Regions from separate parts of the Homo sapiens genome. Here region 1 is linked to region 2. A link is an interaction called in ENCODE POLR2A ChIA-PET data of the cell type or tissue named here. Cell type or tissue: PC-9. All regions are shown on one strand. Each heading gives the region's core, and the rest is flanking DNA. Links, peaks and the distances in the headings are about the cores only. Region 1 overlaps SLMAP (sarcolemma associated protein). Region 2 overlaps FLNB (filamin B).

The links. ChIA-PET counts read pairs that join two places held together with the same protein. Peaks named below come from ENCODE experiments on the same cell type or tissue, not always from the same donor. Only the 100,000 strongest peaks of a DNase experiment are listed, where the experiment ranks them.
Region 1: POLR2A ChIA-PET joins it to region 2 with 5 read pairs; 3 of 35 experiments call an interaction of 5 or more read pairs at or near these places.

What each region holds. Positions count from the first base shown.
Region 1 is chr3:57,925,420-57,937,229 of GRCh38, forward strand. It overlaps SLMAP (sarcolemma associated protein), which reads left to right. Exons shown (of 25, transcript NM_001377540.1): 24 at 426-515; 25 at 1,877-4,584. The coding sequence ends at 509. Among named protein-coding and RNA genes, the nearest start is that of FLNB, 77 kb to the right of the region's middle. In PC-9, for the core only: no CTCF peak of the experiment used is centred there; no DNase peak of the experiment used is centred there.
Region 2 is chr3:58,020,872-58,032,681 of GRCh38, forward strand. The region is part of intron 1 of FLNB (filamin B); the gene reads left to right. Among named protein-coding and RNA genes, the nearest start is that of FLNB, 18 kb to the left of the region's middle. RefSeq lists enhancers at 1-865, 866-1,847. In PC-9, for the core only: no CTCF peak of the experiment used is centred there; a DNase peak (open chromatin) is centred at 5,510; H3K27ac peaks cover 2,967 bases.

The DNA.
Region 1 (11,810 bases), core at 1,361-9,360, 96 kb before region 2:
CTGGTTCAAGCAATTCTCCTGCCTTAACCTCCAGAGTAGCTGGGATTACAGGCATGCACCACCATGCCTGGCTAACTTTTGTATTTTTAGTAGAGACAGCATTTCACCATGTTGGCCAGGCTGGTCTCAAACTCCTGACCTCAGGTGATCCACCTGCCTCAGCCTCCCAAAGTGCTGGGATTACAGGCATTGAGCCTAACGGTTCCTAGCTATTCCTTTTAAACTGATAGTTTCCCAACTTGCATACCACAGTCTATCAGATTGTGTTAGATGTCTTTAAAATGTTTGAATCTGTGTAAAACCTGAGTGGTATACTTCTATTATTTCATTCTTTCTTCCTACCTCCCACCCTACTGGGGTCTGAATCCTCTTATCTGATTACTTTCATAGCATAAAATGATTTTAATATGCCTTCCCTTCTTTAGCCTTCCATATTACAACCCGTCCCAGCCGTATTCATCGGCCTATTCCTGGCTTTCCTGTTTTGGTGTTTCGGTCCATTGTGGTAGAGAAAGGTACAAGCACTATTGTTGAGTCCTTGTCTGTTTGTCCCCGTCACCTTTTTGTGCCATATTTGTAATATAGTGCATGGCAAGAACACACAGGTATTTTGTTACCTGAAGCAAACCCTTCATTTAGTATGCCGTGTATTTGTGTCATACCAATGAACTGAACAGTCAACTAATCCCATAACTTTTTGTCTTGTTTACTTTGTAGTAATGCTAACCATGAGTTAATTCCAACCTAACCAGTTGTTAATATGCTTCCATTAACTGAGTCTTTATCTCTAGCAAACTGGAGTGCACTATGAATTTCTGCAATATTAGTACCCTCTTTCCAATTATGTGTTTAATCAGATTTGAATGAGAAATGAAGAGTTTGCCTCCTTGAAGTTTTCAGCCAGCCTTCTTCCCCTTCCTCCTTATCCTCTTCCTTTTCATAGTGTAGATTTTCTTTGTTTCAACCCTTTGCCTGTTTATACTATGGCTATGAAGATGAAAAATAATGAGATTAACATAATGAACCATTGGCTCACAATCTCAACCCTATTGTGTACTTGCAAGGATATAAATGTATCCCATTTCTTTCTGAGCCCTGACCTGCAACATCAGAATATTTCTTTAAAAACCAGTTTTTCTCAATAACACTTCTGGAATACAAGTAAAAATAAAAGTGTCAACCAAAGCAAGTTGATCTTATAAAGCCCTCTAAAAGCTAGCAGGCAACAGCCCATCCATGCTTGTTTCTAACTGGCATGCATGTTAGTAGAGCATATGCGGTGATCATGTGGCTTTATTACACTGAACAGAGTCTATACCAGAATTATCAGACAGGCAGGATCCCTAATGTTACTTTTCCATCTTGAACCCTGTTTGATTTTGTCTTCTGTGGTTTCAAGTTGGACGACCAAAGCCTAGACCATTATCACCTTAGCCACTATCCCCTTGCATAAAATATCCCAACATGTGAGTCTGGTTCTTATCAAGAAATAAACATTTTAGGCAGAAACATACTACAGGTGTCTATATACATCAGTTATATTGGAATATATGGATACCAGAGTAAATAAAGCAGGCAGAGCCCACAAATTTTCTTAGAAGTCACTATTAGGTTTCAACTGTAACAAAGTTGAAAACTTCCCAGGACTTTCTTGGGACGTGTTAGACTTCCAAATTGGTGTTCCTGCTATTATGACTCTTCTTATACCTGCACTCCCTCACTTTTTTTTTTCTTTTCAAACTTTATATTTATGATGCAGAAATAAGATTTTTCCAATATTCTGTTAAGTATTCAGGACTCTCTGGAACCAAGGGGTTAATAGGTATGAAAAGAGAGGGGAGAATGTGATATTGACTCTTGGTTTCTTTCCACACAGAAACCCTGGCCCTGGATGCCCATGTTGGCTGCCCTGGTTGCAGTAACAGCCATCGTGCTGTACGTGCCAGGTCTGGCCAGAGCTTCTCCATGAGAGCGTTCCTTGAGTCCGTACACCGTCCTCCCTCTAGAAGCTGGCATCACACTCATGCTGGGGACAAACAGAACCATTTTCTTCCTCTTTACCTCTTAAAACAGCAGAAGTACAAGAATACAGCTGTAGGGTCATTGCTTTAAATTATATAAAATGTATCTGTCTATAAAGAAGATATAAAATTGTGACTTTATTCTACTGTAAGCAATAATTTGCTTGCAATTTTTCATGTAATTTTTAAATTAGTATGTTAAGATTCTGAATATTATGGTGGCCTAAAGTAGGCTTCTTGGTACACCAGATTATTTATAACATTAAATTTATGAGTATTTTACTCTGAATTCTGATCACCAGATAATTCATTTTTCTGATTTGATAACTACCCAAACCAAACAACCAATACATACATGGGAAGAGAGGCCCTGTGTGCTCAGTGCCTATCAGTTTGAAATATATACACATATATATATTTTTTACATATTTACGCCATTTTTACTTGTTATGAAACCACTGAGCTATTGGGAACAAGACTTAGAGACAACTATTTGCGTGGATTTTTTTTTTTTTAAGGAAAAATACGTTTGGAAAATAAACTGTTATGGTGATAATTTGGGGAATATGTGCACGCTTGTTCAGCCTTAATGTGACTTGAAGATGTGGAGGACATCAACTTTGAAAAACTTTCCATGAGAGTGTATTTTCTTGAGCAAACTGAAGTATTTCTGGGAGCAAAAACATAGTAATTACACAATTTCAGTGCAGTCAACCAAAATGTTGAGTCAATTGGAATGTAATTTATTAAACCATGTATTTAAAGAGATATTTTTCTTTAAAAGCCAAGTTACTTTCTCATATACAGCATTTTAGGAAGCATGATTTTTTTTTTCTATCATCTATTCCTCCAAGCATGTTTAATTGAAGAAAGTATTAATATCTCTTTAGATAAGCTTGTATTGACCTAATTTGGTTTATGATGTGTCAGAGCTAATTCATGTTCAGGGTGAGCGTTGTACCTACCAACAAATTTCCTGGTTGGGTATGCAAATGGTTATTTTCTTTTTATTGTTGTTAATTGGGACTTTCTGTTAATGAAAAGCACTATTCCCAAGATTAATAGTGTTCTATGCACAATGAAGCACCTAAAAACACTGCTTGATATTATAAATTTAAAACACAAGTGAAAGTTTAGCCATGGTTTTGTGCGGCATCATAGTTATGTCAATAAAGTTTATTTAGGTCATAGAATATCCTAAAGTATCACATAGTTAAATTTTTCAGTCAGTGAAGACCGGGAGGGAATGTCAGTGAATTGGCTTGAATGTTCTGTGGCAATCCACAGGTCTAGCCAAATATTGAAATAGGAGTTTAGGGTATAATTTGCCTTGTGATGTTTGGCAGTCACTGTTTATACTTTAAAGGTTATATTTTAAGCTATTTGAGATTGCTTTTGGGAAGATCACTAGATTTATGGAGGAATTAGTCACAAATGACTTGTAGAAAATACTGTCATATAGTTCATTTCATCATTTTCTGTTGCAGGAAGCCACTCCACCACAGAATGCTAATATGCCAGTGGTACCCAGTACCTCTTGTATATAGGTTATTGCAAATATTGTTCTGAAATGCTTAACTTCAGAATTACATTTTTTAAAGTAAATAATTGTTTTAAATCTATTTTGTAAAGATATAAAGTACAATAGAATTTCTGGAGTACAGATTAAACTATTTGCACTAACACACGTGACGTGCATGATTTAATAAAATAACTTTACTCTCCCTACGCATGTTTGAGTTGAATATCATTGAAGTTCTTAATGCTGACTCTACTATTGGGTTGTTAATAGTCTTCTCTTGACATGACTCTTTATGCAACATAACATACATTTGGTATTCTTCAGGGTTTAAAAGAAAACACTGAGCTGTTTCCTCCAAGTTTTATTAACCTTTTATTTAACTTACTGCTTTATTTTTTTCTCTTTTAATATGGTTATTGTTAAAATGAGAGTCACTTGCTAGACTGGTCTCTTTAAATGTAAGGTCTAGTATCAATATTTACTTCATTCAAGTGGAATAAATGGCTTTTTGTAGTTACTTCCAGTTTTCCTCAAGAATAGAAATAAGTCTGTTCATAAGCAATACCTTCAGTTTTGTTCAGTTCACTTCCACGTTAAATAAAGAATAGGATTATTCACTGGTAATAATAGAGTCATTAAGAAATATTAAGCATTGCAGCTAAAAATTGAACAACCCTGTAATGATACATTTAAGAATTATTCAAAGGTGCTACATGGCAGGGTTAGAGAATAAAAAGAACGTGGTGTTTGAAGCAAAACAGATCTGTATTGGCATCTTGGTTCTACCTTTTATCAGATGTTGTTGCCTTGTGCAAATCACATTTTCTCTGAGTCTCCATTTTCTCATTTATAACATGCGGAGAATAATACTTATATTTGTGGTAGTAGTGTGAACATTAAAAAGATAATGTATGTGAAGTACCATTCGAGTGGTGAATACGTTTTTATGAGAATGTCATACTGAAAAAATATTGCAAATATTAAAGTTTTAGGTAAGCCTAAACTTTAATCTACTTTAATTAAATGAATTGATTGACTCAACCATTCAGAATTTCTGTGTATGAGTGAGATATGTGTGTAACATTATGAATCCTGAGAAAGCATTATCACCTAGCTCTGTTTGTCGCCTTCATAGTTCACTCTTTTGGAAGTAATATGCTTGGTTTGGTGATGAACCAATTGCCCACAATGGTTTTGGAATTCCTGTTGTTATTGCCTTTAGAGCCACTTTGAGTCACATGTGAAAACCATTCACGTTGCCCTATAGTCAGAGGCTTTCAACCAAAACTAGTATTGCCTACTTGATCTCTCACTTTAATCACTACACTTGACCAAAATCTGGTGACTCTTGGCTGCTTCCAGTGACTATCTACTATCAAAAGGATGGGAATCTGCTACCAAAGAGAAAAAACTGCATGCAAATCAACTGAGTTAAAACTGCAGTCTTGGCTGGGTGCAATGGCTCACACCTGTAATCTCAGCACTTTGGGAGGCCGAGGCAGGTGGATCACCTGAGGTCAGGAGTTGGAGACCAGCCTGGCCAACATGGTGAGACCCTATCTCTACTAAAAATACAAAAATTAACCGGGCATGGTGGTGGGTGCCTGTAATACCAGCTACTCAGGAGGCTGAGGCAGGAGAATTGCTTGAACCTGGGAGGCGGAGGTTACAGTGAGCCGAGATCGCACCGCTGCACTCCATCCTGGGCGACAAGAGCGAAACTCCTTCTCGAAAAAAAAATGCAGCCTTGCTCCTGACTTAAAAATTACAGCCTTGCTCCAAAAAGTTCACTTCTGGATAATTATTTTGAGAACATAATTATGTGCATAAAAATTTACTAGGACATGTAGTGCAGCATTTTTATCATAGTGACATAAACAACCTAAGTGGGTCATTGGTTAAATAAATTAATATTACCACTCTATAGATTACTGTGGTTACAAAGTATGTAGAAAGATATTCATACTATATTAAGTAAAAGAAACAGGTTACCAGAGTAAAATAAACCTGGTTTTATAAAGGAAAATAAATGTAAACATACAAGATATGTTTGTAACAGGAGAACTTAGGAAGATTTATACCCAGACTGGTAGTAGTGGTTGTCTTTGTATGATTGTGGGTAAATTTAAATTCCCTTCCACCTTTATGATTTTCATTTTTTTTTTTTTTCTGAGACAGAGTCCCACACTGTTGAGTGCAGTGGCATGAATCTCGGCTCACTGCAACCTCTGCCTCCTGGGCTCAAACAATCGTCCTATCTCAGCCTCCCAAGTAGCTGGAACTATAGGCATGTGCCACCGCACCCAGCTAATTTTTGTATTTTTTTGTAGAGATGGAGTTTCCCTATATTGCCCAGGCTGGTCTCGAACCTTCTGGACTCAAGCTATTGTTCACCTCAGCCTCCCTTTTGTGATTTCTAATTTATTTTTAGTAATTAACAAATATGTATTGCTTGTATAAATTTTTTCAAGCTAAAATAAATTCCAAATTGGCTTTCATAGTTGAATGAGTAATTAACTTGTCAGAGTACCCACCCCCATCTTTAAAGGGGCTAATGTTCATTTGCACTGAGGAATTCTGGTGTGTTCACTCAACAGTCAGTCTTATAATGTTAAAAATGCTTTGTACATATATTCATAGAACTATAATGCTGGAGAAACCCTTAACAATCCTATCCCATCTTTTTGTTTATCCAGGAAAAATCCAGAAAATTTTTTACTTGGAATCGTAATAATAAAGTTGAGAACCAAGATGTTTCTTTTTTTTTTTTTTTTTTTTTTTCTGAGACGGAGTTCCTCTGTTGTTACCCAGGCTGGAGTGCAATGGCGCGATCTCGGCTCACCACAACCTCTGCCTCCCGGGTTCAAGCGATTCTTCTGCCTCAGCCTCCCAAGTAGCTGGGATTACAGGCATGTGCACCATGCTTGGCTAATTTTGTATTTTTATAGAGATGGGGTTCCATGTTGGTCAGGCTGGTCTTGAACTCCCGACCTCAGGTGACCCGCCTGCCTCAGCCTCCCAAAGTGCTGGGATTACAGGTGTGAGCTGCCACGCCTGGCCTGTTTCTTTTTCTGCTACTCCATGTTGTGTCTCCAGGTTTCAGTGGTTTCATATGCATTCATTTAGCAAATACTTATTGAGTGTCTGATGTTAGGCACCGTGCCAGATCCTGACAATACTCAGTCCCTATCTTCATAGAGCTTTTGGTATGGAGGTGAAATACAGGCAAGGAAGCTGGCAATTAAAATACAATGTAATAGAAGAAGACACTGGAGACTATGGAACCATAGAAGCATTGAGTGCATTTCCTCTCACCTTCAACCACTCAACCTTCCAAGCTGGGGATATCTGGCTACAGAGCCAAAGGTAAGTTTCCCTTCTAGATCGTCTAAGGAACAGGTCTGGTTTCTCTTGAAGCACATGTCATTGAAAACCATTAAGATCTGATCTTGATTTTCTTTAAAAAGGCATTATGACTGGGAAGCATTTTTAAGGCTTTGTGTGTACTCTCCTGGAGTTTTCCCCTGTTAAATGGTTTGAACTGTAACTTGCGAGTAATGGGTAACTAGTGAAGGTTTTTGGTTTTTTGTTTGTTTTTTTGAGACGGAGTCTCACTCTGTCTCCAGGCTGGAGTGCAGTGGCACCATCTTGGCTCACTGCACCCTCCGCCTCCCGGGTTCAAGGGATTCCCCTGCCTCAGCCTCCTGAGTAGCTTGGACTACAGGTGTGCACCACCACGACTGGCTAATTTTTTGTATTTTAGTAGAGACAGGTTTCACCATCTTGGCCAGGATGGTCTCCATCTCCTGACTTCGTGATCTGCCCGCCTCAGCCTTCCAAAGTGCTGGGATTACAGGTGTGAGTCACTGCGCCTGGCCTAAGGATTTTTTTTTTTTAAGCCAAGAAAAAGTGTTTTAGCCAGACAGGCTCTTTGAAAGGCGTCTCCTATTGATGAGCTGGGGCATGGATTGGATGGATCTAAATCCCTTGCACATGGAGGCAAGTGTCCACCATGTCTTATTGTTTGTGTTTATCGTGCTGTTCATTCAGTAGATTGAGCAGGACCTTTTTTTTTCCCTAAAGATTCAGCGCCTTTCAGCCCAAATCTTAAAATTATGTGATCTGTTACCCTGTCATGCAAGGACACTGAGATAAAACCTATAAAGCCTATGAAAAAGACGCCGGGTGTGGTGGCTCACACTTGTAATCCCAGCACTTTGGGAGGCTGAGGCGGGCAGATCACCTGAGGTCGGGAGTTCGAGACCAGCCTGACCAACATGGGGAAACCTTGTCTCTACTAAAAATACAAAATTAGCCGGGCATGGTGGCACATGCCTGTAATCCCAGCTACTCGGGAGGCTGAGGCAGGAGAATCGCTTGAACCCAGGAGGTGGAGTTTGCAGTGAGCCAAGATCACACCATTGCACTCCATCCTGGCAACAAGAGTGAAACTGTCTCAAAAGAAAGAGAGAAAGAGAAAGAGAGAGGGAGAGAGAAAGAAAAAGAAAAGAAAAGAAAGAGAAAGAAAGAAAAAGACATCATGAGCATTACGAATAAGAAAGGCAAAGGGACCAGGGGAGGGAGAAAGGAACAAGTAGAGAAACTGTTGCTGGTTGTGCTCCTTGTCATTTTCACCTTTTGAACTGGCCAGAGAATATCTGGGCAACCAGACTTCATTTAGCAGAGATTCAAACTTCTACTTTATGAAATTTCATCCTAGGATTTTTCTTTATCCTAAGTTCTGTGTGCTCATTTATCCCATCAGCATGAGCATCGTGCTCCACATAGAATTGGAAGCAGGTGTGCCTGCTTGGAATAGCATTCTTTTCACTCTTAAATGGCGGGATCCCTTCCTGCTAGACTGAGGATCCTTCCTCATGGCAGGTTCTACAAGCAAACAAGGGAGGAGCTGCAAAGGCACTAAAAATACCAACCATTTCAATTTTTTGAATCTCAGGCTTCTGCCATAAATTACTTCACTGTGTAATCTTTGCATAGTTATGTCATTTTGTTTTGGGTTGAAAACTTGCTCTGAGATAATTAGCCCATGCTTATTTAGCCTCCCCCATTACCCCTCCTCCTGCACTTCATAGCTAATCTTCAAAGAGTTAATGTGTTTTGAATATCTTAAACCAAATTTTTGTTTTATTTTTTATTTTTAGAGACTGGGTCTAGTTCTGTTGATCAGGCTGGTCCTGAACTCCTGGCCTCAAGCGATCCTCCTGCCTCCCCCTGCCAAAGTACTGAAATTTTAGGCATGAACCACCATGCAAGGCCTTATTTTCTTTAAATAGTGTTTATAGAGCTCATTACATTTACATTTTCTTCTACGAAGTAAATTTGGGATAGTTTTAAAGTTGAGCATTCTAATGTAGCACTTTATGTACCTAATCACATTTTTTAAAAAATCCATAAGAGTTTATTCAGTCATGCAACTTCGGCAAATAAAGTTCTATATTTTAAATACTTTTGCCAAAATTAGGTGGTAAATACATATGTGCTATGTGCACATATAGCCCTTTTTATCAATGAAGATGAGTAAGTACTGTGATATCACCTGGAATAAATAGAACCTTCTGCCTAAGTCATCTGTCTTTGAATACCTAAAATACATTTATTGGCCGGGCACAGCGGCTCATGCCTGTAATCCCAGCACTTCAGGAGGCCGAGGCAGGTGAATCACCTAAGGTCAGGAATTCGAGACCAGACTGGCCAACATGGCGAAACCTCATCTCTACTAAAAAAAAAAGAATAATAATAATACAAACAAATTAGCCAGACGTGGTGGCACATGGTGTAATTCCAGCTACTTGGGCGGCTGAGGCAGAAGAATCGCTTGAACCTGGGAGGCGGAGGTTGCAGTGAGAAAATAATAATAAAATACATTTATTTTTCTGGCCTCATGTTATAGCAAAGTCCTCAAAATCCCAGCAACTCTGGAGGCCGAAGCAGGAGGGTCGCTTTAGCCCAGGAGTTTGAGACCAGCCTGGGCAACATAGTGAGACCTCCATCTCTAAAAAAATTAAAAGTAAAGTAGCCAGGTGTAGTGGCACATGCCTGGAGTCTCAGCTCCTCAGAAGGTTAAGGCAGGAGGATCACTTGAGTTCCGGAGTTCAAGACTGCAGTGAGCTATGCTTGCACAGGGTCTCTAAAATAATAATGTTTTAAATTTTTAAAAAAGTTATCCATTGCTATGTAACAGATTACCTCCAAAACTTTGGCAGTTTAAAACAGCAAATAGGCTGGGGGTGGTGGCTCACGCCTGTAATCCTAGCACTTTGGGAGGCCAAGGTGGGCAGATCACCTGAGGTCAGGAGTTCAAGACCAGCCTGGTCAACATGGTGAAACCCCATCTAAAAATAGAAAAATTAGCTGGGTGTGGTGGTGGGTGCCTGTAATTCCAGCTACTTGGGAGGCTGAGGCAGGAGAATCGCTTGAACCCGGGAGGTGGAGGTTGCAGTGAGCTGAGATGGCGCCATTGCACTCCAGCCTGAGTGACAAGAGCGAGACTCCATCTAAAAATACATAAATAAATAAACATGCAAATATTTAGTATCTTACACAGTTTCTAAGGGTCAGGAATCTAGGAGCAGCTTAGCTGAGTGGTTCTAGGTCAAAGACTCTCCTGGAGTTGCTGTCAAGCTATTGACTAGGCCTGGAGGATTTTCTTTGCTCATTCAGATGCTATTAACCGGAATCTTCAGTTCCTCACCACGTGGGTCTCGCCATAAGGCTGCTCAGATAAAGCAGCTGGCTTCCCTCAGAGCAAGTGATTCAAGAGAAAGGCAGAGGGATGGAAGCCACCATATCTTTCATAACCTAATCTCTGAAGTGACATACCATCACTGTGCAAAATTCTGTTGGTCACACAAACTAACTCTGATACAGTGAGGAAGGTAATAACCAAGGGCATGGATACTAACAGGCAGCAGAAGAGAGCCAGGTTACAGACTGGTTCTTCAACTAATTTCCCATTAGGAAACTTTTGAATTGTTGATAAGCTTCTTTTAATGAAGTATATCAAAAGAGACAAACTAAATGACTTCTATAAATTACATCCTGGCTGGGCGCGGTGGCTCACCCCTGTAATCCCAACATTTTGGGAGGCTGAGGCGGGTGGATCACAAGGTCAGGAGATCGAGACCATCCTGGCTAACACGGTGAAACCCCGTCTCTACTAAAAATACAAAAAATTAGCCGGGCGCAGTGGCACGTGCCTGTAATCCTAGCTACTCAGGAGGCTGAGGCAGGAGAATCACTTGAACCCAGGAGGGAGAGGTTGCAGTGAGCCTAGATCGCGCCACTGCACTCCAGCCTGGGCAACAGAGTGAGACTCCGTCTCAAAAAACAAACAAACAAAAAAAAAGAATTACGTCCTTCCCCAATCTATTGATTCCCTAATATCAGTAAGTCATTGATACTGATTCTAAAGTTATAAGAAGTCCAAAACAAGAGAGCACTTAGGATTACTGTCATACTTACAATTTAAATTTAGAAATTGTTTTCAAAATTGATCAAAGTAGATAATTTTCTTAAAACTGTGTCTTCAACCACTATTTGAAAAGCTATAGGCCTCTAATCCCAGCTACTCAGGAGGCTGAGGCAGGAGAATCGCTTGAACCGGGGAGGCAGAGGTTTCAGTGAGCCAAGATCACACCATTGCACCCCAGCCTGGGTGACAGAGTGAAACTCTGTCTCAAAAAAAAAAAAAAAAGAAAAAAGAAAAGCTACAGGGACAGGGTGTTGTTTTTTTGTTTGTTTTGGTTTTTTTTTTTTTTTTTTTTTTGGTGGTCTTTGCTTTTTTGTTTTTGTTTTGTTTTATTTTGATTTTTGAGACTGGGTCTCACTCTGTCACCCAGGCTGGAATGCAGTGGTATAATCACGGCTCACTGCAGCCTTGACCTTCCAGGCTCAAGCAGTCCTCCCACCTCAGCCTCCCGAGTTGCTGGAACTACAGGCACGTGCCACCATGCCCAGCTAATTTTTGTATTTTTTGTAGAGATAGGGTCTCCCTATGTTGCTCAGGCTGGTCACAAACTCCTGGGTTCAAGCCATCCTTCTACGTCAGCCTTCCAAAGTGCTGGGATTACAGGCGTGAGCCACCGTTCCTGGCCGGACAGTTTTTACTGGGCACTAAGCTAGGTGCACCTCTCCTCATAGTTTACCCCTCCTTCCCTAGGCTATAATTGTTGGTTGCTTCTCTGTCTTCTCTATGAGATAGTAAGTTCCCAGAGTTCCCAGAGGGCAACTAAATACTGGGTCTTTAC
Region 2 (11,810 bases), core at 1,680-9,679:
AGATGGCAAGCAGCAGTCAGCTTTCCTTCAACAGGCAGGAACGGTGCTACCTTCCGCCTGTGCTGAGTGTGACTGAGGGAGAGGCAGGCCTCCTAGGGAGGCCGGGGCAGGAAAGGTTTCTTGGTGGCTAAAATAGGATTTCTCAGTTTCCCCCGTGTCCCAAGAAAATAAGTTCTTATCATGCTTGTACCACACTTCTTGTGCGTATCACCCTGGTTTCCCTGCACCTCCTTGAAGTGGTTTATCAGATTCCAGGGACACAAGAATGGTTTGGCATCTACAGCCTATTGTGGGAGCAGGGGCCCGGCCTGGTGCTTCTTGCCCAGGAACAAACTGATTGTTCCCTTGGTGTGGGGTAAAGCAGGCCAGAGTATGGGACCAGGCCCTGCCTCCCAGGGGACCTGAGGTGCAAGGTCTTTGAGCTGAGACCCTAAAAGGCCTTTGTGAGTCTGTAGTGCTATCAGTTGAGCAGAGTTCAGGGTTCTGTTTACAAGATTCCCTCTCAGCAGAGGCAGGGAGGGGTACCTGCTGGAAGACCAGGAATGTGCTGCTGCTGGGATGGGGGCCCTCGGTGGAGCTTCTAGCCATCTGGAGGCAGAACCCAGAATGTGTTCTGAGTGAGGCGCCTTGGCAGAGTTGGCTTGAAAGCACCTAGGCAGTGGCTTGTCACATTCCTTATCTCCACCAAAGGAGGCAAGCTAGCACCTGGGGGATGGCTCTCCCATCAGGGAGTCCTTTACAGGATGTGATCCAGGTGTCACATTACACTTCCTGCAGGTGTGCACCTCTTACCTAATTGTCTCTCCTATCCCTTTTTCTCAGCACTATTGTCTGACATCCATGGGGAGTCACACCCAAAGTTGGGCATGAGGTCCTCTCCTGGGCACCCAACACCTTGTTTTTTTGTTTTTGTTTTTTTTGGAGATAGAGTCTTGCTCTGTCACCCAGGCTAGAGTGCAGTGGTGCCATCACAGCTCGCTGCAGCCTCGACCTCCTTGGCTCAAGCGATCCTCCCACCTCAGCCTCCCACGTAGTCAGAATTACAGGCACACACACCAACACTGCTGGCTAATTTTGTATTTTTTGTAGATTCGGTTTGCTATGTTGCCCAGGCTGGTCTTGAACTCCTGGGCTCAAGCGATCTGCCTGCCTCAGCCTCCCAAAGTGTGGGGATTACAGGCATGAGCCACCTCACTTGGCCACACTGCCCTCTTACTGAGCCGTATTGGTGTTCTAAATGGCCTTCTTACTCTCCCACGGGTCATCAGTGCTCCAGGGGCAGGCGCTGTGTCTCTTGTTTACCTCTGTGGCTCTGACCTTGGCACTTAATAGGAATTTAATAAATAACTTGTTAAATAAACAGTCTCTAGTATAATAGCTTGAGTATTAAGACTGGTACATTGACTTATTTGCAATTCAGAAAATGCAAAACAGTGGTTCTTTGCTGCCTTTAGTGAAGTGGGAATTATATGTAGTAGACAACTGGGTCTGGGGTCCCAGTGGAACACTTCGTTTTTGGACTGTGATGCTGAACTTAAAGAACTCAGCAGTTCATGTTCATTCTCTGGACATCTGTGATTTGCTTCAACAACTGTTAGAGAACAAGGCCTTTTCCAGGTGAAGCTCAGAAAATGAATTTAATAGGAAATTACTGAAAGTCACAATCATAGTAACAGTTTCATTAGTTACAGTGAATATAGAGAGAGCCCATACAAAGTACCAGGCATTGTGATAAACGCTTCTTACTAATAGCTATACAAAACATCATTGCAATTCTGAGAAGTAGTTATTGTTGTAATTCCCGTTATGCAGATGAGAAAACTGAGGCACACCCAGATTGGCCAGTGAGTGTGTGGTTATTACTCAGATTCTTGTCTGAGATTTTAATCTTCATATTTTACTGCTTTCCCAAGGAAAGCCATCAGCTCAGCAAGTCTTTGAAATTTGCTTCTTTTTTTTTTTTTGAGACAGAGTCTTGCTGTGTCTCCCAGGCTGGAGTACAGTGGCGCAATCTTGGCTCACTGCAACCTCCGCCTCCTGGGTTCAAGCGATTCTCTTGCCTCAGCCTCCCGAGTAGCTGGGAATATAGTTGCATGCCACCACACCTGGCTATTTTGTATTTTTAGTAGAGACGGGGTTTCACCATGTTGGCCAGCCTGGTCCTGAACTCCTGATCTCGAGATCCACCTGCCTCGGCCTCCTAAAGTGCTGGGATCAGGCTTGAGCCACCGAACTCGGCCTTTTTTTTTTTTTTTTTTGAAATGATGTCTCCTTTTGTTGCCCAAACTGCAGTCTTGGCTCACTGCAACTTCTGCCTCCTGGGTTCAAGTGATTCTCCTGCCTCAGCCTCCCGAGTAGCTGGGACTACAGGCACGTGCCACCATGCCCAGCTAATTTTTGTATTTTTATAGAGACAGGCTAAGCTTGTCTTGAACTCCTGACCTCAAGTGATCCACCTACCTGGCCCTCCCAAAGTGCTGGGATTACAGGAGTGAGCCCCTGTGCCCAGCCTGAAATTCAATTCTAATAAATTTTTATTGGAGCATTAAAAAGTTACATCTGTAGTTGTTACTCTTTGCAAAAAATTGCAAGAACACAGAAAAATATAAAGAAAAAAATCACCTGTGAAGAATTTTAATGAATCTTTTTCTACTTTTAGGGGATTTTGCTTACAGCTGCCTTTTAATCAGAATAGGGAAGAAAGAGATTCCTTTCTCAGGAAAAAAGTGACTGTGGACTGGAAATGCTTTGTGAAATAATTTTGGTCATACTGATGGTTATAACAAGATTCGTCTTCAATTGAGTTATTGCTGAGCTTTGTCCAACATTAAAATGAAAGGTCTCATTTGAGTCTCATTGTGGTTTGCAAGTCTCCCTTGGTCTAGAAATATGTTTGGTCAACCACGGCATGGAGGTGTTCCAGCCACTTTCTGTCTCTTAAAAGTTTTTAGGACCTACTTTTATTGGGACTGCCAGGGTCTCTTAATAATAGTTATTATACTTGGTAACTATTGTGACCTTGTCTCATAGGCAGCCCAGCATAGAAACTCATTTAGCTTTTAGTTGCTCAGCTCCATTAGCTGTTTAAACATGTTTCAGATGTGAGCCTGACAATGTACTTGGGCAGCTTGGTTCACCCTTGACTGCCTGGGAACTTTGAGAAGTCTGAAAATTATATGTAGCCCTAAGGTCTTCATGGTATTGTTTTTTTGGAGGCACCATTTCCCAATAGCCCTGAGGACACCAGGCCCATGAAGCCATCCTGTCTCAGCCAGGAGGCAGAGGAGATGGAATGGAAACCACTTCTGGATACAGATCCAGCCACTTCCGGAGTGCTTCAGAGCATGGGTCAGATAGACCTTGCTGCTTTCTAGCTGGCAGACTTGGGGAAGGTTGTTTGACCTCTCTGAGTTTGTGTCCCAGACTATAGCAGTACCCCCTTACTGGCGTTATCGAAGATAAAATGATATAATCCTGATAAATCACTTGACCCAGTCCTTGGAGGTGGTGGTGGGGGCTGGGGTAAGTGCCCCATGAATGGTGGTCATCATGCTCCCCACCAACCTCCTTTCTCTCTTCTCCTTTCCCGTCTTTCACACCCCTAATTCCTGGACCTGGGGGTGGTCTCTCCAGACTAGATGAAGAAGCAATCTAATTATCTAGGAAGGTGAAAGGTGGTTGGGAATACTCCCAGAAATAGGCCAAAGATACCGCCTCCTACCTAACAGACTCTTTTTAGAAGAAGAGGCAACCTGGGTTTTTGGATAACTGTTGAGTAGGAACCATCATGAGTGGCATTTCTGCATTTCTGGTCTTCTGGCCAAGCCTCCTTTTTTTTTTTTTTTTTTTTTTTTTTTAACCTTGAGACAGTCTTGCTTTGTTGCCAGGCTGGATTGCAATGGTGCAGTCTTGGCTCACTGCAACCTCCATCTCCCAGGTTCAAGCGATTCTCCTGCCTCAGCCTCCTGAGTAGCTGGTACTACAGGTGCCGCCACTATGCCCAGCTAATTTTTGTATTTTTAGTAGGGACGGGGTTTCATCATATTGGCCAGGATGGTCTCAATCTCTTGACCTCATACTCTGCCCGCCTCGGCCTCCCAAAGTGCCAGAATTACAAGCGTGAGCCACTGAGCCCAGCCTTCCTTTTTTTTTTTTTTTTTTAAGTAGCTCCATTGCCCTCCCTCACCCTTTCTTTTGTCTCCTGTAATGTCCTTCCCTTCCATTTCTTTTTTTTCTTTTTTCTTTTCTTCTTTCTTTCTTTCTTTTTTTTTTTTTTGAGATAGGATCTCATTCTGTGGCAAAGGCTGGAGTGTAGTGGCACATTCACGGCTCATTGCAGCCTCGACCTCCAGGACTCAGGTGATCCTCACATCTCAGCCTCCCGAGTAGCTGGGACCACAGGCACACACCACCACACCCGGCTAATTTTTGCATTTTTTGTAGAGGTAGTGTTTTGCCATGTTTCCCAGGCTGGTCTTGAGCTCCTGGGCTCAAGTGATACTCCCTCCTCAGCCTCCCAAATTGCTGAGATTACAGGCATAAGCCTCTGCACCTGGCCTTCCCTCTCATTTTTTTTTCTTTCCTGGTTTTGCCTGTCCCAGACCACCCTCTTGGAAAGATGCTCTCCCAGCAGCGGCAGTAAGGTCCTGGTCTTGTGTTTGCTCCTGGGCCTGAGTCTTGGCTTTGCTGCTTTGTAGCTAGCTGGCTGACACCAGGGAGCTGCTTCCCTCCAGGAGCCTGTCGTCCATATGCTGAATGTGATCCTTAAATGCTCTGTCTTACAGGGGCCAGACATTGTGGCTCATGCACTTCAGGGGGCTGAGGCGTGCAGATCACTTGAGGCCAGGAGTTTGAGACCAGCCTGGCCAACATGGCGAAACCCTGTCTCTACTAAAAATACAAAAATTAGCCGGAGGTGGTAGTGTGTGCCTTTAATTCCAGCTACTTGGAAGGCTGAGGCAGGAAAATCGCTAGAACCTGGGAGGCGGAGGTTGCAGTGAGCCGAGATCATGCCACTGCACTCCAGCCTGATCAACAGAGCGAGATTGTCTCAAACAAACAAACAAAAAATGTTCTGCCTTACAGAGTTCTTAGGTATAAAAGAGAAGGTGCCTCTAAAGCTCTTGGCACCGTGCCTGGCTTATAGTAAGTGCTTGGTAAACGTCAGCTGCTGCTGTTGTGGTGTTAGTATCAGCATTGTTGCTGTGAGACCCTGCACTTCCCACTTAGCCTTGGAAAAATAAGTCTTCACGTTAATGCCATGGGCTACCGCTTCTCTTTTCAGGGCTTCTTGGAGGAGGGTGGAGATGGAGAGACAGGTGGGGGACTGCCAGGGTTACATCCTCCATGAGGCTGAGGCTGTGCTGACTGCCTTGTGTGCTTTCAACCTGGAGTAAAGGGTGGCTGTGCCAGCTGCTCCCATCCCCCAGGAGTCTGACTCGTCCCTGCCTTGGCCCTGGGCAGCACTTTCCCTCCTAGCTCTTTGGCATCTGGGGTCATGGTGGGGCTGCCTGCCATCTGTCAAAATTTTTGCTGCCCTGGGTGTGGTGGTAAACCCCCGCACTATCCAACTTGGTGTCATGGAGCTGGCGACAATATTTTTACAGTGGTTAGTGCTTGGAAACTGGACTTCTGGGTTATGCCCTGTACAAACAGCATCAAAGTCGCTGGGCTAGGGTGACAGAGGAGGCTGCCAACAGGGAATTCTGTGGCTCCTGGGACAGGAATGGATATGGGAGGTTGGGGGCCAGTATTTTCGGTTCTCTTGAGGAGTTGGCGAGTATTAGTCTTTGCCCTGATGGATAGAAGGAATCTGTCTGTGTCTTGCATGAACCGTGTACTTCCCCCAGTTACTCCTTGGACACCAGCTGCCTGCTGTTCATAATTGGGCCAGATTTCTAATACTGCAGCGCTACCAAATGTCAGTTTTAGGCCATCTCTGGTGTAGCCAGGGAACGCCCAACACCTTTCCCAAAGGTAGAATTTGTGTGGGTTTTACTTCACTGAGTGACTAATGCAGATCTTTATGTTTTAATGATGGGAAGAAATTCGTCAGCCTGGGTACTTTTTCCATGTGATGGGGCAAAAATTTAAAACACTTGCACAACGGCTTTTGTTTCTCCAGCTACTAAAGGTGACTGTCATTTAGGCATTATCAGTATGATCAGCTGATGTTAACCCACTCCCCTTCTGGAGACCCGTTTCTGTTTCTGGGAAAGGTGTAGGACATGCTGGATTTGGCAAGATTGCAGGTCCCAGGCAGATGTCCGGACTTAGACTCTGGCTCTTTTTTTTTTTTCCAGACAGGGTCTCCCTCTGTCACCCAGTCTGGAGTGCAGTGGCGCGATCTCGGCTCACCACAACCTCCGCCTCCCAGGTTCAAGGGATTCTCCTGCCTCAGCCCCCTGAGTAGCTGGGATTACAGGCGTGCACCACTATGCCCAGCTAATTCTTTTTTTTTTTTTGAGATAGAGGCTCACTGTCACCCAGGTTGGAGTGCGGTGGCCCGGTCCGCCTGCCTCAGCCTCCCAAAGTGTTAGGATTACAGGTGTGAGCCACCGTGCCTGGCCTCAGCTAACTTTTGTATTTTTAGTATCAACGAGGTTTCACCATGTTGGCCAGGCTGGCTTTGAATTCCTGGCCTCAATTGATCTGCCCACCTCGGCCTCCCAAAGTGCTGGGATTACAGGCATGAGCCACCGCGCCTGGCCCAGACCCTGGCTCTTACTCCTAGGTCTACCTCTACCATCACTGGGGCCCTCGCCTGAACCTTTTGCCCCATCTATAAAATGGGAGAACTAGACTAGGTCTGTGTCCCCCAAGCTTCAATCATTTGTAAAGGAACCACCTTTACTATTTTGCCATATCCCACGGCTGTCTCTATTTCATTTTTCACTTAATATTATTTTCCCCTGCAGTTGACTCACTTGTAAAACAAATGTATTTGAAAAGGAGACTTTGTGTCACTATAATAACGGAAAAACAGCGTCACTAGGTAAATGGAAGGTAACCATAAATAAACCCCAAACAGTTATTAAATTCCAGCCAGCACTGTTGCCTGTTCACAACATGAGGCATACTCTCTTTTGGTTAAAAAGGGAAATTAGCAAGAGATGGAGAGGTGTTGAAGGTAACCTAGCACTACATTGAGCCTTTTCCTTGACCTGCTCAGGAGGATTGAGAAAGAACTAGGAGAACTGGGAAGAGAATAACGTCTTTTTGTGATGCAAAGTGCCTGAGTGTGACCAAGAGCTCAGAGTAGTAATGTATAGATGCTTTGTTTGGATACTTATGCAGCCATTACCATGTGCCAGGGGTGTAGAGGGGCTAGGAGTATAGAGGGGATTGGGACTTGTTCACTGACTTCTGGTTGCTTGTGGTCTAGTAGTGGGGAGGTGGTCATAGAATATTGAATACAAACGAAGATCGAACAGGCTGCAGGGGTTTAATAGGAAAATCACAGGACTAAATTCTGTCATGTGTACATGGGGTCTACAAATAAGAGTTGTTTAGAATTTTTTTTAATTTAAATTTCCCATGAAATATAAATCTATTTCATTCCAGAATGATTCTAGAGAAGCTCTAAATACATTAAAGTTGTGTTGGCTGGGTGCAGTGGCTCATGCCTGTAATCCCAGCACTTTGGGAGGCTGAGGCTGGAGAATCACTTGTGGCCAGGAGTTTGAGACCAGCCTGGGCAACATGGGAGACCTTATCTCTACCAAAAAAAATTTTTTTTTCTTTTCTTTTTTTTTTTTTTGAGACAAAGTTTCGCTCTTGTTGCCCAGGCTAGAGTGCAATGGCATGATCTCAGCTCACTGCAACCTCCGCCTCCCTGGTTCAAGCAATTCTCCTGCCTCAGCCTCCCAAGTAGCTGGGATTACAGGCATGTACCACCACACCCAGCTAATTTTGTATTTTTTTTAGTGGAGGTGGGATTTCACCATGTCGATCAGGCTGGTCTTGAACTCCTGACCTCAGGTGATCCACCCATCTCAGTCTCACAAAGTGTTGGGATTACAGGCGATAGCCACTGCACCTGGCCAAAAACATTTTAATAAATTAGCTGGGTATGGTGGTATGTGCCTGTAATCCTAGCTACTTGGGAGGCTGGGGCAGGAGGATCCCTTGAGCCCAGGAATTCCAAGCTGCAGTGAACTATAATCAGGTCACTGCACTGAAGCCGGAGTGACAGAGTGAGACCTTGTCTCTTAAAATAAATTTGTGTCATTGTTTGTTGTTTTTATGGTGTTATGACAATGATCCATCTTAACCCTTTATGTAGTGGTAACTAACTTTCTCTTTTCCTAAAAGCTGATTTGAGTTTTAGGTTCTCTTGGAGTCTGTGACAATTGTAAATAGATAAGATATAACAAAATGGCCTGAAATACTCTTGCAACACTCATATTTCCCCCCTCAGATTAGCATGTTCTATACTCTCTGCAAAGCAAGATATACACCAGAATTAGGCCTCTAAAAAGCCTCATACTGCTAATCTCTGGGAATGAATGGTGTTCTTTGGGATAATGGGATATGAAGCTCAGTCTGATTTTTCTGTTCTGCTGGTAGCTTAGGGCCCCCTTTCTTCTGTTGGGTTTTTTGGGAGAAGGGAAGTTGTGATTAAGAATGAGAATTCTTTTTTTTTTTTTTTGTCTCAAGAGTCTTGCTCTGTCGCCCAGGCTGGAGTGCAATGGCTCGATCTCGGCTCACTGCAGTCTTCACCTCCTGGTGTCAAGCGATTCTCCTGCCTTAGCCTCCAAGTAGCTGGGAATACAGGCACCTGCCACCATGCCTGGCTAATTTTTTGTATTTTTAGTAAAGATGGGGTTTCACCATGTTGGCCAGGCTGGTCTCGAACTACTGACCCCATGATCCCAACCCCCCCGACCTCCCCGGCCTCCCAAAGTGCTGGGATTATAGGGGGGAGCCACTGCGTCCAGCCAAGAATGAGAATTTGGGAGTCAGGCACCTCTGGGATTGAATCTGGAATTGACTGAGTGTACATGCTTTCTCTGAGGCCTCCGTCCTCACTGCTCTCATCTATAAACTGGGAATAATCATAGTTTCTATCTGAAACAGTGGGTGTGAAGATTTAACGAGCTAAATTGTAAAGTGCCTGAGACATGGGAAGAAGTCAGGATGTGCTAATGGGTAATCTTACACTTCCCCAATGGAAAGGGCCAGGTTTATATTACTCTAGGCTGGTAGTAAGCGAGGCAAAGGAGATATCAGGTTTCAGCTTTGTTAGAACATGCTAATGGCACCAGGACACTCAGAAGAGATACAGAGTTTGAGACAAATGGCACCATGAGCCCTGAGACATTGTGTATGGGGTGAATCGGATAGCAAGAATAGACTTCAAGGAGGGAAGTAGGGCAGTTAGAATCCTTTCAGCTGCAAGGAACTGAAAACTGGCTCACATAGAAGGAAAATGATTGGCTCATGTCAGCAAGCCTAGATGCAGAGCAAGTTATGGGTTTCAGGGATCCAGCATCTAAATGATGTCATCAAGAACCCAAGTTTTTTGGGTCTCTGCTCTGTTGGTTTCTTTCATCCTAAAGCTGGTTCTCCTGTGGTTTACCATAGTAGAGTTCCTGTGAGAACTCCACTCTGACCAATCAGGCCTTCCCAGAGCCAGGGATGGATGGAGTCGCTTCTTTTGAGGCCCATGGGTCCTATCTGGAGGGGATGGATCCAGACTCCTATCAGGAATCTAGGAGGGGCCGGGCACGGTGGCTCATGCCTGTAATCCCAGCACTTCATAATGCCAAGGTGGACAGATCACTTGAGGCCAGGAGTTCCAGATCAGCCTGGCCAGTATGGTGAAACCCCATCTCTACTAAAAATACAAAAATTAGCTAGGCGTGGTAGCAGGCGCCTGTTGTCCCAGCTACTCGGGTGGCTGAGGTGGGAGGATCACTTGAGCCTGGGCACAGAGGTTGCGGTGAGGTTGTGGTGAGCTGTGGTTGCGCTGCTGCCCTCCAGCCTGGGCAACAGAGTGAGACCCTGTCTCAAAAACAACAACAACAAAATCTTATGTACCCCATAAATATATACACCTACTGTGTATCCACAAAAGTTAAAAATTAGAAAAGGCAAATTGCAGAGATTTCCATATGCTATGATACCGTTTATATGAAGTTTTACATATGTCATAAAAATACAGATAACCTTTAGGGGAATGATCATTACCAAACTTTTGGATAACGGTTTCTGGGGATGGGCAGAGAGGGCTATACAGTCATGAAGAGGTGTATAGGGGCTTTCAACTCTTTGTAGTGTTTTATTTCTTCAGTCCCATGGTGGTTATATGATTCTTCACTCCCCTTTTTTTGTGTGGAATATTTTTCTTATAAAAAGTGTGTCTTTTATTTATTTATTTATCTTTTTCACATGGAGTCTCACTCTGTCGCCCAGGCTGGAGTGCAGTGTTGCGATCTCGGCTCACTGCAAGCTCCGCCTCCCGGGTTCGCGCCATTCTCCTGCCTCAGCCTCCCGAGTAGCTGGGACTACAGGCGCCCGCCACCACGCCTGGCTAATTTTTTGTATTTTTAGCAGAGACGGGGTTTCACTGTGTTAGCCAGGATGGTCTCAATCTGCTGACCTTGTGATCTGCCTGCCTCGGCCTCCCAAAGTGCTAGGGGATTACAGACGTGAGCCACCGTGCCCTGCCTTTTTTTTTTTTTTTTTTTTTTTTTAAAGGCAGAGTCTTGCCCTGTTGGCCAGGCTGCAGTGCAGTGGCCTGATAATGGCTCACTGCAGCTTCCACCTCCCAGGCTCAAGCAATCCTCCCACCTCAGCCTCCTGAGTAGCTGGGACTACAGGTATGTGCCACCAAGCCTGGCTAATTTTTCCATTTTTAAAGGTTTTGCCATGTTGCCCAGGCTGGTCTCGAACCCCTGGGTTCAAGCCATCCTCCCACCTTGGCCTCCCAAATTGCTGGGACTATAGACGTGAACCACTGCACCCCCATCCAAAAGTGTCATTTTAATGCTGACATACTGCATTACTAAGCTTGACCAGGGGAAGAGAAAAAAAAATACCTTGTGTTTATTATTTTGTTTGTTTGTTTGTTTGAGACAGGGTCTTGCTCTTTCTCCCAGGCTAGAGTGCAGTGGCATGAACATGGCTCACTGCAGCCTCCACTTCCCAGGGTCAAGCCATCCTCCCACTTCAGCCTCCCAAGTAGCTGGGATTACAGGTGTGTGCCACCACACCTGACTAATTTTTCTTTTTTTCTTTTTTTGTATTTTTGGTAGAGACAGGGTTGCCCAGGCTGGTCTTGAACTCCTGAGCTCAAGCAATCCTCTCTTCAGCCTCCCAAAGTGCTGGGATTACAAGTATGAGCCACTGTGCCCGGCCTGTTTGTTTGTTTTAAAGACAAGTTTGGGCCCAGTTTATAAGAAAAGAAAACAGACCATCCTTAGGGTGTCAGGATGATATTTTGACAAAGGCATTCATGCTTAGCAGGATTTCTCTCCCCCTACCCCCACCCCAAGTGTTGAAACGGCTGAGCTAATTACCTTAGAATGTAAGGCTTCCTCTGTTGCTTGTGAACGTGGCAGACTTGGGATTCTCAGAGACAGAGGGCTTCAGAAGCTTGCCTCTGGGAGCGTCCAGTCAATAGCTTTTTGTCTGAGCAGAAGGAGATATTGCTCAAGGTACCATCTCAAGGGACTGCTGAATCAGTTGCATTGTCTCTAAAAGTAGGTAAAAGTCTAGAGTAGGGCTGGTTCAACAGTGGAATGAGTGTTAAGAGAGAGTTGCATTCTAAGAACACCTTTACACTGTGGCCAAATTCAAGCAGGTCC